2 separate regions of the Homo sapiens genome follow, and region 1 is linked to region 2. Evidence: chromatin loops called from intact Hi-C (ENCODE). Cell type or tissue: ascending aorta. All regions are shown on one strand. Links, peaks and the distances in the headings refer to the core of each region. The heading gives the core; the rest is flanking DNA. Region 1 overlaps LINC02644 (long intergenic non-protein coding RNA 2644). Region 2 holds the start of LOC124906892.

Evidence for each region. Hi-C counts contacts between places; a loop is a spot of excess contacts. Peaks named below come from ENCODE experiments on the same cell type or tissue, not always from the same donor. Only the 100,000 strongest peaks of a DNase experiment are listed, where the experiment ranks them.
Region 1: it touches region 2 in a loop (2.4-fold over the local background); 2 of 110 quality-filtered maps call a loop at or near these places.

What each region holds. Positions count from the first base shown.
Region 1 is chr10:30,723,443-30,731,771 of GRCh38, forward strand. LINC02644 (long intergenic non-protein coding RNA 2644) reads left to right here. Exons shown (of 2, transcript NR_134497.1): 2 at 1-298. Among named protein-coding and RNA genes, the nearest start is that of LINC02644, 4.4 kb to the left of the region's middle. In ascending aorta, for the core only: a CTCF peak has its summit at 3,530 (motif pointing right); a DNase peak (open chromatin) is centred at 3,529; H3K27ac peaks cover 398 bases.
Region 2 is chr10:31,598,526-31,606,854 of GRCh38, forward strand. It overlaps LOC124906892, which reads left to right and starts at 4,337. Exons shown (of 4, transcript XM_067756347.1): 1 at 4,337-4,794; 2 at 5,731-5,889; 3 at 6,106-6,202; 4 at 7,401-7,693. The coding sequence starts at 4,497. The coding sequence ends at 7,557. LOC105376484 (a long non-coding RNA gene) reads right to left here. Exons shown (of 3, transcript XR_930803.3): 3 at 4,509-8,329. RefSeq lists a silencer at 4,749-5,338. In ascending aorta, for the core only: a CTCF peak has its summit at 4,806; DNase peaks (open chromatin) are centred at 4,106 and 5,086; H3K4me3 peaks cover 1,724 bases; H3K27ac peaks cover 2,016 bases.

The DNA of each region.
Region 1 (8,329 bases), core at 166-8,165, 880 kb before region 2:
TCTAATACTGAACTGGCCTCTACTGAGCTTTTGCCTCTACTGAGCTTTTGTCGCGCAGCTGAGATTGGAAAGGAAGCCTCAGGAGCAGAAGCGAATGCAAGCTAACAGAAAGAAAGGCAGCGCGGAGGACGCCACAGCCCCAGCGCCCTCCCAGCCTCAGCAGAGCTGTGGGGATTGTTCTTCACATCTGACGCCATGGGGTTCTGGAAGTCTCTTAAGGGATATATTGGAACTGACTTGTATTATTTGGAAATCGACATAAATTGTCTATTATTAAATCTCACTGAATTAAGTCCAACTTTACCATCTGAACACCGTTTTAGCATTCATCCTGAAATGGCTGGAACATGATTTGTTAGCTCCATAAGGGTAAAGAAATATTAGCTGGGTGCAGCAGCTCATGCCTGTAATTCCAGCGCTTTGGGAGGCTGACAGGGAAGGATCGCTTGAGCCCAGGAGTTTGAGACCAGCCTGGGCAACATAGTAAGACCCTGTTTCTAAAAAAAATCAAAAAGTTAGCCAGGTGTGGTGGCACGTGCCTGTAGTCCCAGCTACTAGGGAGGCTGAGGTGGGAACCTTGCCTGAGCCCAAGAGATTGAGGATGCAGTGAGCTGTGATTGCACCACTGCACTCCAGCCTGGATGACAAAGTGAGACCGTGTCTCAAAAAAAAAAAAAAAAAAAAAAAAAAAGAAATATTGAGCAATGACTGACCAAGAGCCTGTATGGAAGCAAAGAAAAATAAAACAAGCCTAATGTTTAGTAGCGGTTTCTGCAGATGGAAGACAGCAAACGGGGAAAGAGTGCATTTGGGATTGCAGGACTTGGTTAGTGTCAGAGCCTGTCCTAAAAGACGACGATGCAGCAGGACCCTACCTGTCCTTATGACTTCCTTTCATCCTCCCCGCTCACCCTCCATGCTTCCTTCCTGAAGGAGGCCATTCCATTATTAAAATCAGGAACTGCAAAGATCCGGCAGGGAGCGTCATTTGCCAACGGTATTTGAGGTCCCAGTGGGAAAGATTTTTTTTTTTGGTTGGATGGAGTCTTTCCACAGATTCACATACGGTTATCACGACAGCCACAGCATCTGCTGAAGTCTATTTCTAGTAACATGTTGCACATTCCAGACCTCTCATTATTTGCAGTGGTCCACATTCATTCATGAATACTTGTATTTACTACTTGTTCATTCAATTATTTCTTGAGTGGGTACTTAGCTTAAGGGTCAACAGAACGCAAATATATCTTATATCTAGGCTCTGATGCCCCAAGGGATCTGCATTCCCTGGGACACAAAAATAATGATAATTCACCAAGAAGCATAAATAATGATGCAGGGCCAGGCATGGTGGCTCACACGGTACTCCCAGCACACTGGGAAGCTGAGGCAAGAGGATGGCTTGAGCCCAGAAGTTTGAGACCAGCCTGGGCAACATAGTGAGACCCCATCTCTATAAAAATATTTAAAAGTTAGTCAATCATGGTGGGTGCACCTGTAGTCCCAGCTACTTGGGAGACTGAGGTGGGAGGATCACTTGAGCCCAGGAGTTCAAGACTGCAGTGAACTATTATTGCACCACTGCACTCCAGCCTGGGTGATACAGTGAGACCTTGTCTCTAAAAATAATAATAATAGCAATGCAACAAGAACCTGTTCTGCATGGAATTGTGCCCCACTCTTTCCCCTTCACCTACTCCCCCAAAAAGATTGGAGTCCTAACCCCTAGTACCGCAGAATGTGACCTTATTTGGAGATACTTGAGTCATTAAGTTAAATGAGGTTTTCAGGGTAGGCCTAATCCAATCTGACTAGTGTCTTTATATGAAGGGGAAATTGGGAAGTGGCGGCAGGCATGCACAGAGGGAAGACCGTGTGCAGATGCACGGGGAGAAGACGGCCCTCTACAAGCCCAGAAGAGAGGCCTCAGAAGAAACCAACCCTGCCCACACCTTGATCTCAGACTTCCGCCCTCCAGAGCTGTGAGACAATAAAGGTTCTGTTGTTTAAGCACTCCAGTTTGTGGTACTTTGTCATAACAGCCCAAGGAAACGAATCGTGTCCACAGGAGGGACTTCTGGCTGGAGGTGGGAGGGAGGGGAAGGGATCAGGGTGGCTTCTGGGAGGAGGTGTCCTCTGAGTCGGCCTGAAAGGACTGGCAGGATTTCTCACTGCAACTGGACATCAGTCCTTCAGCCATCAGTTCCAAAGAGAAGATCTGGAAGGAGGAGAGGGAGAGGAGAGGCACACCCAGTCTCCCACGTGTGGCACAGGCAGGATAAGGACATAGCAAGTAGGGCCTCGAGGCTGAGGTGAGGGTGCACAGAAGGAAAGTGAACTTGGACATGGGCGGGCCAGGGGAATCCGGCTAAGGGGCTCTTCAGATGTGGGGATGACCCGGCAACAGCACCTGCGACTGACTCCTCTGGTCCTCAGGATCCCCAGGCCTAGTGCGTCCCTTTCTCATGGGACCCGGGGTGTTTCCAGGGCTGCCTGGTTTCATAGTATCCTGCGCCCTGCGCTAGCACTTCCATCTTGGACCTTGATGTTGAAACCATTACAGGTGCTGACTCTATTACATCCTCCTCTCATCTGATCTTCATATAAAGATATTTCTGAAATCTCCAGCAAACAACATGGCACTTGGAAAATGGCGGACTTGGGTTTCCTACCCAGTAGTGCCATTTTTTGGTAGACCTCAGTGACCATGAGGCAGCTCTATCAAATGCTGCTCTGATTTTATAAGCTGCTCAGGAAAACGAAATTGTTCTGTTGCATTGGAAATATGGAAAGTTTTGGAATCTTGCTATATTAAATTTTTTTTTAGATTTTGACTCTTAAAAAATCTTTGAATGGCCCTGGGAGATAGATTGGTCATGTCATAAACAAAAGACCAAGGCATACAAAAGTTACGGGACTCGGCTAAGATAACAGAGCTGGGTGGGGCAAGGCTCTTTAAGGACGGCACCCAGATGTGGTGGTCCGCATTCCCCTGTACCTGATTGTTGTTGAATAATGGAGGTAAACTGAGGCCCAAGGTCACCTCCTGCTTTAGGGAGGGCCTTAGGTAAGGGCGGGAGAGGAATCGCAGGCCCCGCCCGAACAGGCTGCTTTCTCTGCATGATTTCATCACATCCTCGCAGGCAGCCCCGAGAGGCACCCGCTATGCCCTTTACTGAGGAGGGTCTTCAACATTCAGTTCTTCCTCATCCTCCCATCGCTGGTAAGAGACCCATTCCAGTGGAAGCTGAGGAACGAGACCTGCCTGGGAATGAGACCTTTCCTCATGAACACTAATTTTATCCAGGGGTGATAGGGTTAGGGGGAGGTGTTTGCTGTTAATATCCGAATGTCTCTCTAACAGATTTCTATCAGGTTTGATATAAGCTGTCAGCTGCCTCCCTCCAGCTGGAGAAGCCAGGAAAGGAAATGCAGGGACTGGCCAGGGAAGGAAATACGGAAGCGACAAAGGAGATACCTTTGCATCTGGCGAGGGGCAGCCGCGCAGACGGAAGGCTGTGGCCAGCAGGTGGCGCTGTTGCTCAACGCAGAAGCCAAGGCTCCAACTCCAGCGCCGCCTCCGGCTTCACAGTCCTAGGATCTGCAGAGGAAGCCTCTGCTCTTAGGCACAGAACTGGGCCAAGACCTTCCCCTAAAGACCCCAGGGGCCAACTCCAGCTCCGTCCGGCTCATTTGTTTCCAGTTCAAGGAACCTGAACTCTACGATGGGCTGACCTGGGAATGTTCGCATTGCCCTGATGCAAGCAGTGATAAATTGTGCAGTGACATGAACGTGCCCAAAGTGGGAGTCTGCAGACCACAGTTCCTCTTAGCCAGGCTTCCCTCCCCCCGCATGCACTCGCTCATTAATTTTTTATTTTTTTATTTTGCTGGCTTCTTTAAACCTCTTCCCTTTGCCAGCTTTGCCATCTATAGAATGAAGGTGATACCTTTCTTTGGCTCAATTAGTTAATGTCAGGAAAACTCTCTGCAGATGAAAAGCACTAAATTCTATTGATCAAATATTTAATTAGCCACACTTGCGGATGATTCATAATCATCTATTCAACTTCCTGAATTGCCAAGCAGAGAAAATGGCATGATTAGAAATATAATTTTAAATACCGGTTTTCAGAGATTTTGTACCTGTCAAGGCTATGGGAGAATTACTGAATTAGCATACCAGTTCCTCCCTGATTTTCCAAGGGCCTGAAGAAACCGGCTCCTTTCCCACTCAGCCTGTGACCACAACTGCCCTCCTCCACCCACACCTGGCCTGGGGAGTAACTCAGCCTCAGGGCCTCACTGGCAGTGTCCAGCAAAGGAGAGAGGAAGGAAGGAGAATGGGGAGGAAAGAGCCTCTGAGTGAGGGACAACTCTGAGGAGGTCTGACCAGCCCCCAAGGAGCCCCAGCAGTCATCCCTTGGAGGAAGTGGTCAGAAATGGCCAGGCCCAGGACCCTCTGGACTCTGTCACTGGCTGGGCCTGACCTTGGCACGAAAGGTGTAGTGCAGCAGTCCCCAACCTTTTTGGCACCAGGGATAGGTTTTGTGGAAGACAATTTTTCCATGGATGGGGAGAGGGTCAGGAGTGGTTTCATGAAACTTTCATCTCATATCATCAGGCATTAGATTCTCATAAGCACTGTGCAGCCTAGATCCCTCACGTGCACAGTTCACAATGGGGTTCGTGCTCCTATGAGAATCTAATGCTGTGGCTGATCTGACAGGAGGTGGAGCTGAGGTGGTACTGCTTGCTTGTTGGCCAGCCACTCACCTCCTGCTGTGTGGCCTAGTTCCTAAAAGGCCATGGATCAGTACCAGTCAAGGGCCTGGGAGTTGGGGACCCCTGGTATGGTGATTCCAGAAGGCACTGCACCTAGAAGCTGCTGACTGGACCACACTCCTTGAGACAGGCTCTCGCTTAAAGTTTGCTGAGCAATCCCACTTCCTCAGCTGCCCTGGCCTGTGCCAATGACTTATTTAAATCAGTAAATCGATAATGATGGAGCTGACAGAATAGTAACATTAGTTCTGAAAAAGCCAGGGAAAATATACACATACACAGACGCGTAGATACTTATGTATATAGATGGAGACAGTAGACGGATGATGGAATACAATTTTAAAACAACATTCAAAATTGGTTAATATCCTACAAGGTAATAAAACTGTAACACACACAGTTATGATTTTCTACTCGCCAGAAATCCTTTACACCTCTACTGGACAAAAATCATCTATAGTTTATCAGTTTTCTATAAGTTAACATGGAACTTTAGAGTCTACGCCTGATCAATAGTAAACTGTAAATCAGAAAAGACAATATTCCCTAGAGAGTCAGGTACCTGTAGGCAGGCGTGTTGGATAATGCACAAGTATAGGCATGTAATCATCTTTATGCCTCACTTCCAAGTTGTAAATAATTAACACTTCTCTTGGGTAGTTACATTCTGTCAGGAGAGGGATATAAATAAATAGCCAGTTAAAATATTGTGTGACAAAGGAAAGGCGAGGAATGAGCAGAAGAAAGCAGGAGAAAACAGCACAAAGGTGCTTTTTTTTTTCTTTTTTGAGACACGGTCTTGCTCTGTCACCCAGGTGTGACGAAATTATGGCTTACTGCAGCCTCAAATTCCCAGGCTCAAGTGATCTTCCTGCCTCAGCCTTCTGAGTAGCTGGGACTACAGGCATGCACCACCATTCCAAGCTAATTTTAAAATTATTATTATTATTATTATTATTATTATTATTTTTAAGACAGTCTCACTCTGTTGCCCAGGCTGGAGTGCAGTGGTGCAATCACAGCTCACTGCAGTCTCAACTTCCCAGGCTGAAACTATTCTCCCACTTCAACCTCCCAAGTTCTGGGACCACAGGTATGCACATACCACCATGCCCGAAATTTTTTTTTAAGTTTTTTTGTGTGTTTGTTTGTTTTTAGATATGGGATCTTGCTGTGTTGCCCAGGCTGGTCTCAAACTTCTGGACTCAAGTGATTCTTCCACCTCAGCCTCCCAAAGTGCTGGGATTACAGGTATGAGCCATCATGCCCAGTCTTTTTTTTTTTTTTTTTATTGTAGATACAGAGTCTTGCTATGCTGCCCACGTTGGTCTTGAACTCCTGAGCTCAAGCCATCCTCCCTCCTCAGCCTCTCAAAGCACTGGGATTACAGGCCTGAGCCACTGTGCCTCACAGATCCCAAAGGCTTTTGATGGCCCCTCCATAGAACTGCTAATAATTCCAAACAGCTGAGGGCAGAGACGAACCAGTCTTGAGACTGAAGCAGGCATTGAGACTGGCCAGGACAGTGGATTACATAGTGAACTATTTCTCTTTTGCCATGCTGGGGAATTTGGATTTTTATCCTTAAGGCAATAAGGAGCCATTGAAGTGTCTGAAATTAGAAATAAAATCGATATTTGTGTTGATAAAGATCACTCATGAAGGGTGGAAAATGGATTGGAGGGTACTAAAACTGAAATTAGGCAACAAACACAAAGGTAGCTAATTTAATTTCACTGAACTTTCTGGATCTGTGGTTTGGTATACGTCATTAATATTAGAAGGCCCACTGCCATTATTACTTCAAATATTTGTTCTGCTCCATTCTCTTTCTCTTCTCTTTCTTGTATTCCGACTCTGTGCATGTTACAGCTTTTGTAATTGCCCCACAGTTCTTGGACATTGTATTTTTTGTTGTTTTTTTTATTGTTGTTGTAATATTTCTGTTTGTGAATTTTCTTTCAACATTCTCAGCTCACTGATTCTTTCCTCAGCCATGTTGATTCCACTGATGAACCCATCACAGGCATTCTTCATTTGTTATTATTTTTTTTTAATTTCTAGCATTTCCTTTTTGGTTTTATCTCTCTGTTTTCCATCTCTCTGCTTACATTACCCATGTATTCTTGCATGTTGTCTACTTTTTCCATTAGAGACCTTAACACATTAATCGTAGTTACTTTAAGTGTCCTGCTTGATAATTTTTAACATCTGTGTTATAGCTGAGTCTGGTTTAGATCATTGCTTTCTCTCTTATGACTTCTTTCTTGATTTTGGTGGAACTTGTACGTTTTTGTTGAAAGCTGGACAAGTTGTATTAGGTAATGGGAACTGAGGTAAATAGACCTCTTATGTAAGGATTTATGAGAATCTGGCTAGAAGTTGGTCTTTTTGTTTAGTGTTTTCTGTAAAAACTAAAGGTGCCAGAGCCTTTTAATTCCACCAATGTCCTTGTTTGTGTTTTTTCTCTCCCCTTTTAACCTCAGGATTCCCTACATACTCCTCCTCAAAGAGAGTCTCTGTCTCAAAGCTCTTTCAGCTGTAATTTACTATAATTATATGCAGGCCTGTTGGTGTGGTGGTAATATGTAGGGGAGTGGGAAGAGTTCTATAATCTTCCAATTAAATCTCAGGCTTTTAGTGGGCCTGTGACCCTAGCCTGTGACACCCAAGTGTTTCTTCTTGCATATACCTCCACCCACCTTAGGTAAGGCAGGGAAGCCAGAGGGGTGTGGGGTGAGAGGGTTGTCCTTCCCCCATGGCTTTGGAACAAGGCTCGGGTGAAGCCTTTTCCCCAAAGGGTAGGCCTTTGTTCTGGAGAACGCTCTAGGTATATTTCACAAGAATTACTCTTCCATCCAAGATGCCATCTTGGATCTTCACCATGAGAACTTGGTAGGGTTTCTGGAGGTAAAGCCCAAAAAAGTGTGAGGGGCCCCATCAAGACTGCACTCCCTAGGAGTTTGTCATTCTCACACTACTCCACACTCAGCCTCCAGATTCATTAAGATAATCACTTAAGTGTTTCTACCAGTTTATGAGTCCAGTGGTTTCTGTTCTAGGTCAGTAGATCTTGGCTCTGACTCTGGATTTATCTGTCTTTCAAGATTTCAGGATGGTAGTTTGCCCTGCAAGCTCAGTTCTCCAATGGGTCCTTCCAAAAAGTCATCGATTTTCTGTTTGTTCAGCTCTTTCTTGTAAGGACAAGAGTGATGACTCCCAAGCTCTTTGCATGTTGGAGCTTCAAACAGAGGTCCATAAATAACTTACTTTCAGACAGTGATGAGTGTCAGAGAATGGACTAGGGAGAGGAGGGAGTCATCATCAAGGTCATGGAAGCCTGTCTGGGGAGACACCATGTGGAGGAGACCTGAATCGGGGGAGGGCATAGAGGCAGCAGGATTGGCAAGTGGAAGTTCTTGGAGCTGAAAGAAGGACTGTGGGGCCAGAGCACAGGGGAAAGGATGCAAGAGGGAGAAGAAGGTGAGATTGGGAAAGGGACTTTGGGTGAGCACATGCAGGGCTTTGTTCTAACCGCAAAGGG
Region 2 (8,329 bases), core at 162-8,161:
AGCATGGTGGTGCACACTTGTAGTCCCAGCTACTTGGGAGGCTGAGATGGTGCACACTTGCAGTCCCAGCTACTTGGGAGGCTGAGGTGGGAGGATTGCTTGAGCCTAGGAGTTTGAGGCTGCAGTGAGCTATGATCGTACCACTGCACTCCAGTCTGTGTGACAGAGCATAACCATTTCTCAAAAAAAGGATGGAGGAGAGCTGGCATGCTGCACTTGAGGTGAGTAGCAAGTCAATATGGGGTTGTGTCATCTTTTGCAAAGTCATTCAAGAACACCTAGAACCTCCATGCATTTAGCAATTCCCTTGTGCCAAGCCTTTTACCTACAGTATCTTCAAACTTCATTGAACGTTTGGATGTTTGTCCCTTCCAAATCTCACACTGAAAGCTTATCCCCAGTGCTGGAGGTGGGGCCCAGTGGGGGGTGATTGGATCATTGGGGTGGACTCCTCATGAATGGCTTAGCACTATCCTCTTGGTGATGAGGGAGTTCTTATGAGATCTGGTTATTTCAAAGGGTGTAACACCTCCCCCCACCTCTTGCTTCCTCTCTCGTCATGTGACATTTCTGCTCCCCATTTGCCTTCCACCATGATTGTAAACTTCCCAAGGCCCTCTCCAGAAGCAGATGCCAGCACCACACTTCTTGTACTGTCTGCAGAACTGTGAGTCAATTAAACCTCTTTCCTTTATAATCTACTCAGGCTCAAGGTTTTCTTTATAGCAGTACAAAAAACAGCCTAACACACTTACGATCATCAGCATTTCACAGTTGAAAACACTGAGGCTCAGAGAGGTCCCCAGCTAATAAATGTTGCATCCCAGGAGCAAATACAGTTACTCTGGCTCCAAAGCCTGCATTCTTTCCACTACTTCATGCTGCTCTGAAGGATGGAATCTTAGGGTAGAACTATGTTTAGGAGATGAAAGGCAAAAGCTCCTTGGACAGAAGAACCATCAGAGGGTGTAATGTTACGGAGGCCAAGAGAAGAAAGAGTTTCAAGATGGTGGAACCGGAAACAGTGCCAGATGCCGCCAAGAGAACAGGGAAAATGAGAACTGGGAAGAGACTGCTAGATTTGGGGAGCAGATGATAATTAGCAGCTGTGGACCGTTGAAGGGGGCTGTGTTGGTGAAAATAAAGGTGTCTGCGTAGAAGCACGACCTCACCTTCTCATGTCCCCAGAATGGTACTCCTGTAGAGAAACTCCTACAGGGTCAACTCAGCCAGTGTCTGACAGTCACTGCATGTGGCTGATTGGGGAGTAAAATTCACAGCCTTCAGGCTCAAGCAGCTAACAACTTAACTGGGGACACTAGCTTTCGAATATGAAGACAACCAGAGAACACACATGGTAAAGGGAATGTGTGCCCCGACATTCCTCCCACTGCCTCAACTTCTGCCAACTTCTAGATGGGTGGGAACTGAGCTCCTGAGAGCAAGCTGGGCCAGCCATCTGTGCAGCATCTGTGCGTGACAGCGGCAGAGGCCATGGTGGCACACTGATCTCTCAGAGATCACGTGCAGCTGGAGAACTCTAAGTGGCTTCAGCAGTTAGGGGATAGGCAGGAAAAAAGTGAACCCCTAATGGACTCTGAGCAGAAATGGCCAGAGGGGAAGACAGAAAGCCAAGACTGTAGGAAGGGAAGAAGTTAGTAGCTGATTGAGCCCAAATGAGGTTCTTCTTTGTTCTCTTCTCCCACTCAACTACTCTTCTCTATTTTTTTTAGAGATGGTGTCTTGCTCTGTCACCCAGGTTGGAGTGTCACTATGATGACTCACTGTGGTCTCGAACTCCTGTGCTCAAGCACTCCTCCCACCTCAACTTCCCAAGCAGCTAGAATTACAAGCATGAACCACTGCACCTAGCCTTCTCTTCCTCTCTTAACAACCCATCTCACTCCTTCTTGCCTCAGTGGCTCATTTGTTTTTTTTTTTAAGAGACAGAGTCTCATTCTGTCACCCAGGCTGGAGTGCAGTGGCATGATCTCGGCTCACTGCAACCTCTGCCTCCCGGGTTCAAGCGATTCTCCTGCCTCAACCTCCCGAGCAGCTGGGACTACAGGGGCCTGCCACCACACTCGGCTAATTTTTGTATTTTCAGTAGAGATGGGGTTTTGCCACGTTGGCCAGGCTGGTCTCGAACTCCTGACCTCAGGTGATCTACCTGAATGGCTCACTTCTTCTTTCTCATTCCCTCCAGCCACAAATCCAGCCCTATATCCTCTTTATTGCTTCATTTTCTAAAATGGCCAGGCCAGCGAGTGTCATCCATGTGAGGGAACTAAGTCACCAGCCTCTTCCTTCCCACTCTGCTTCTGCCTTCATCCTGCATCCTCTCACCTCCTGCTTCTCAGAAGACACACAGAATTTCTCTGCTGGACCAACCACAGGCTTGGGTGCCCCCTGCCAAAAACACCTTTAGCTGCCACAGTGCCTGAAATGCCAGCACTGTCATCAATTCCTTTGGTTTCTGTCTTAAAATATTAATATGCCTGGAAAAATAAAAAATCTTGTTTCTAACATTCTAAATAATTGTTGAGAAGACCAACTACCTCTTTGCTGTGCCTTGGGAACCTTGGCCAGCTGGGGTTGGCATCAAGAGATGGTTTAGGGAATAGGGGGAGAAGGTGGAGAGACTGATGCAAAACTTAACCCATTATGCAATTTTGTCCTGGAGTAACCTCACCCTTGGCTTGGCTTTGGGGAAAGGAGTAGTAATTCCTCTGTGGCTGAAGCTGTAGGTGTTCCAGCTGTGTCCCCTTGGCTTCCCTTAGCATTTACCTGCAGACATTTTTCAAATAACAGTGGGGACAGTCAGAAGACCAGGAGTGGTGATGCCCCGCAGAAACTAATGCAGGACAATCCTGAGGAGTGTTCTCATGGTCTCTCAGAGTGCTCCAGCAATAACCCATTCAATAATGTACCTTTTATTGCTCACTGCTCAGAGCGCTTTCTGTATCACCTCTGAAAAATACGACTCATGCCCAGATTCTTGTTTCACATTTTGTTTCAAGGGGAATCCAAACTCAAACACCATATATAAGGGACCTTTCCCTTTGATTCCTACTACTCATAGGGGAGAAAATAAAGCCCACTGGCTCCTAAAAAATCCACTGACCCAGATTACAGGAATGTGCATTGAAAGTTTAAATGCATATACCCTTAGACCCAGAATCCTAGAAGTTTACCTAAGAAAATTAGCACACTGGTTGTGCAAAACTGTCTAAGGATGCATATCATCACATAGAAGGGTAATATTGGGAAGCCACTTAATGTCCAGCAATACCAAATAGGTTAATCATGGTATATCCCGTGTTGCCATTAGAAATGATGATATAGGCCAGGCGCGGTGGCTCATGCCTGTAATCCCAGCACTTTGGGAAGCCAAGGCGGGTGGATCACCTGAAGTCGGGAGTTCAAGAGCAGTCTGACCAACATGGTGAAACCCTGTCTCTACTAAAAATACAAAATTAGCCGGGCATGGTGGCGCATGCCTGTAATCCCAGCTACTTGGGAGGCTGAGGCTTGAACCTGGGAGGCGGAGGTTGCGGTGAGCCGAGATCGCGCCACTACACTCCAGCCTGGGCAACAAGAGTGAAACTCTGTCTCAAAAAAAAGGAAAAGAAAAAAAAGAAATGATGATACAGATTTTTAGACAGCTTTGCATGTCTGTGGTGCTTATATAAATACACCTACATACATATAGCTACATGTGCACATGAAGAATCTGGAAGAATGACAACGAAATGTTAACAATAGTTATGTCTGGGAAGAAGGATTGGGGGTTGTGGATCACTTTCCTTTTCTTCTTTACACCTTTCTGAATTGGAATATATACATATATAACTTGGGACTTTAAAATTTTTGAAACTTGAAAAAAAATTGTAATTAGAAATCAATGGCCTCGGCGCCAGAGAACTGAATTTCATAGCTCAAACTCGTTCTCCCAACAGGAGCTATTGGTCTCACCACCAAGGGGAGGTTGGAACAGACCCACAGAAGGGAACTGTCCCACTTAGCCAGGCAGTGGCTGTTCTAAGCAAGTCAGCAAACACATCTGCCAACTGGCAGCCATGGGAGAGCATGTCATGTCACGTGTCCAGCATGTGTGGCCCCATCTGACTCAGAGGCAACACGCACAGCTCTGGCGCCATAATCAGGGTCGCGGGTTGGGATCAGCTGTGCCTCCCCATCCCCACCCCCTACAGACCACCTCCCCTTACCCTGCCTGCCTGGAGCCCCAGCTGGCTCTTGGAAGGTCCCTTTCCAATTTGCTCCACATTCGGGAGTTTCTTATTCCCACGGGAAGAACTCGTTGCCATGGCGATGTGCGCCTCCCAACCCTGAAGCCCGCCCTGGAAGCGAAATCCTTGCCTGGGCTCCCAGGCTGAGCCGGAGGACCCCGGGGGTTCACCTAGCCCTCTGGGATAAGGGGCTTTAGTCTCTATATTCTTTGGGCTTGGGGGTTGGGGACAGTGGGAGGATTAATTATGGAGGCAAGGTCAGAGGAAAAGGGAAAAATGGGAAAGATTTTATTTAAAGCCCCTGGTCATTCTTGCCTTTCCGCCCGCCCACCACGACCCCTCAAGCCAGATGCCGTCTCTAGTTCGGGAGCGTTGGATGAGGATGCCAGGCACTCTGCTTTTCCTAAACAACTTCCAAGAACCCCGGAACATTTCTTAAAGTGTCTGGAACGAAGCTTTAACCTCGCCTGCTCCATCAGCCTGGGACGGAAAAGACGCGAGGGGCGAAGAAGAGGTGGGGCACGGGGAGCCCGGGCCGTTCGGCGTAAGTGATCCAGGCTTCCAGCGCCCCGGGCGCACCCCGCGGAAAGGCGTCTGGGAGTCGGGGACGTGCGGGGGGAGACCACCCGGCCAACCCCGGGGGATGAGCTGCAAGGCTGGCCACGCCCGGCAGGAGACTGCGCGCAGAGACCCGCCCGGGGAAGCACGGGAGGAGGGAGGGCGGCCATGTACAACCCCTGGCAGGTGGGAGCCTCCCTGGCGCCAGCTCGGGCAGGGCCACGCCCCTTCCCAACTCCCCGCGCTCGGCCTCCGGACTGCTCAGGGGGCCACGCCCCTTCCGGATTCCCCGCGCTAGGCCTCCGGACCGCTCAGCGGCCCCGCCCCTTCTCGAGTTCTCCGCGCTCGGCCTCCGGACGGCTCAGGGGGCCACGCCCCGTCGCCCGGGGCCCCGCCCACTCCTCAAGCCCCACGGGACTCCCAGCCTACCTCCCTCCCGCTGCCGCACTGGACTCCCAGACCTCGGCACCAACCGTATCTCCTGTTACTCGCCCCAGGGTGGTTGCCCGGGGAAAAACTCCAAGGGTTTCACTGGCTGGCCTGGAAACCCTTTCATCTTTGCTCCATCAGCAGCAGCTCTTTGATTGAGTTCTCCTGGCTTTAGAGCCTCCCACTATGGTCATGCTGCAAATTCCCGTGGCCAGCACCCGAGGCCTGCTGGCTCCGATCTGGGCCACGTGTACAACCAGGTGTGCCCCCTTAGCCTCACGCCCTCCTCCTGTTGCCTCCCCATCCCTCTAGCCTTCGGGACTTGGGGTTGCAATGAATCTTAGGTTTTTTCCAGGAGTCTTTTATTCCTCCAGCGTCTCCGTGCGCCTGTCCGCTCCAACACCTGACATTTTCCTTCAACTCCACCCTCCCCTCCCCGAGTCCACAGACACACACCCACCCACACGCCTCTTCCCTTCCCCTCCACCCTCAGTCAGCGGCAGAGTCAGTCCATCCAATAGGCAGGAGCCCAAAAGACTGTCCACGGACAGCTGTCCTCTCGCCCAGGAGAGTGGGGCTGCACACAGCAGCAGGCCCAGGAGGAAATCGTGCTTTGATAGCCCCAGGCATCGTATTTCATCGTATTTCACAAGTGAGCCAAATGGAGAAGGGATTAGCTGTTTCACCCAATAAGCCCACATCTGTAGTTACATTCTGACTGGGATAAAATTACCCTGGTTATTAATCCTTCTGCTTTAGGGCATAAGCTGATCACCAGCTGGGGTCAGGAAAAAACTCCACCCCAGCTCCTTCCAACTTGCTCCCCCATCCTCAGCTGCTCCATTTCCTGTGGTCTATTCTTGCACAGTTAGGTCTACAAGCCAGGTTCAAGGCCACCAACTGAGGCACCTGTCCCGAGACAGGACCATTCTAATCTGCCCTGAAAAGGACATCCCATTGATCATGTAAGTATGTACTGAGAATCTACTGTGGGCAAGACATTGGTCTTCGCTGTGGGAGATACAAAAACCATTCAGGCATGGCCCTTGCCTTTTTCATGCCAAGAAAAGCTGAAGTGTGTGGTCAGAAATTGCATGTGGTTTCTGGGACTTACTGCCCTGAAGCACCCTGGGTGTATCGGATGGCCTCAGGGAACACAGTTTGGGTATGGGCAGTATTTTCATGCCCATTGCCATTCCCTTCTGCCTCAAGTGTATGTGGGCTTTCCCTGCAGTCAGCCAGCAGGCCAGGCCAGGGTGGCTTTGTTTCTGTCTCTGACCCTTTCTCTTCAGACTCCAAATCTGCAGGTGCTGGAGACTTTGAAGGAGTCTCCGTTTCCCTTGGTAGAAACAAGAGGTAGGAACAAGCAGGTGGAAAGCCAGGGTTACTCCTTCCAGCCAATGGGTCTGGGGCTGCAGCACACAAAGTTGACATCCCGAAAGGCCATTTTCCTCGATCGCTTCAGACCTGGCATTGGGTGGACAGACCACATGATTCAGCATCCAAATTGGAGATCTCTCAATAACAGAAAGAGGTGCCATTGATAATTTCGTGGAACTTTCCTGAGCACACCAGGGTGTGCTCATTCTTCCTGAGGGGTCATCTCCCTTGGGCATCGTAAGAGGCACCACTGAGACACAACAGCTTTTGTCACCATTTCCCAATTGTGTCCCAAGCTCTCTGTCCTCTTCCCTGTGCTGGTCATCTCACAGTCTTCTTCTGCAGGTAGATCCCCCCTACTTCAGCCCTTCCTCCCACCTCAGCTCCTTTGTTCCCGCTGCCATGCCCAGAACAACCTATATTTCCACTCTCCAACCTTGGATCAACCCAACTGTGTTTTCACGCTACTATGTCCAGGATACTGGATGATACTAGAGATAGCCATCAGTAACATTCATTACATGAATAAGTCTGGGTTGATCCTGTGACACAGTTATGCCTTCTACCCTCTGCTGCTTCTCAACATTGCTCAGTCCTTATGTTGGTGTTCTCATTTCACATGATAGAGTTCCAAACCTTTTGTAGCCCGAATCGTCATCTATCCCCTAATTCTTGGAAAAGACCCTAACTTCACCAATAGCAACAACAATCAAAACCAACTGAACAAACAAAAAAATACTTAAGATACGAACCTCTCAGATTTTCTGAACTCTCCACCTCCAGACTAAATTTGTGGATGGATACCTATCTGTTGACCAGACCCTCCCTCTTCAATGAAAACTGCCTCTCCTTCCACTCCATCTGTGAGGCACCCTTGGATGCTGACATGTGCTTACATAGGACTTCCTGTCCACAGCCAGAATTAGCCAGAATTCACTGACCCATGGTTGGACTCCTAAAATACTCAAGATGAGAGACATGTTACTTTTCTTTACTATAGTAACTATCAAATGCATCCCATAACCTTATGTTGTAAATGTCAAATATGCACAATAAAATTTATTTGAAAAAATAAAGCTGGAAAATTGAAAGTAATGAATGTTCAGTTAAAATCTGCAAACAAGCTAATAAATAAATACTCAAGATGGCCCAGTGACAGCCTTTCTCTAGAGTTTTTGATTTGAGGCCAAGAAGGTTAGTGCAGCCTTTCTCCCATGGCTGTCACTGTGAAGATAAACATTTGGGAATTGATGGCAGCCTTGTTTCTCCACCAGGCTGAAGAAACTAGGACCTGCGGGGGCTGAGACTGGAGTGAAACAGATGTGAAGAGAAAAGTCCTGGGTCCAGGTGGTCCTGGGGCCCAGCCATGCTCTTGTTTTTTTTTTTTTGTTTGTTTTTTGTTTGTTTGTTTGTTTGTTTTGTTTTAATAGATTTAAATTGGTTCCTGCCAGGTACAGTCAAAGGCCTTTTTACCTGCTTCTCAGAGAATTTCCCTCCGCCTGCCTGTGGCTAATTCCTTCTCCTGCACCCTTGGTTCAGCCTCACCTGGCGACCCTTGTTCCATCACTTCCACCACTTCTCTAGAATCTTCAGTCATTTCAGCAATACATATGTTCATCTTCCTGCCCAAAAACTGAATAAGCAAAGACTTTCTTTCATCTCTGACCCTCTTCAACTTCTGCCCTTCCCTTCTACTCACTATCTCTATTTTC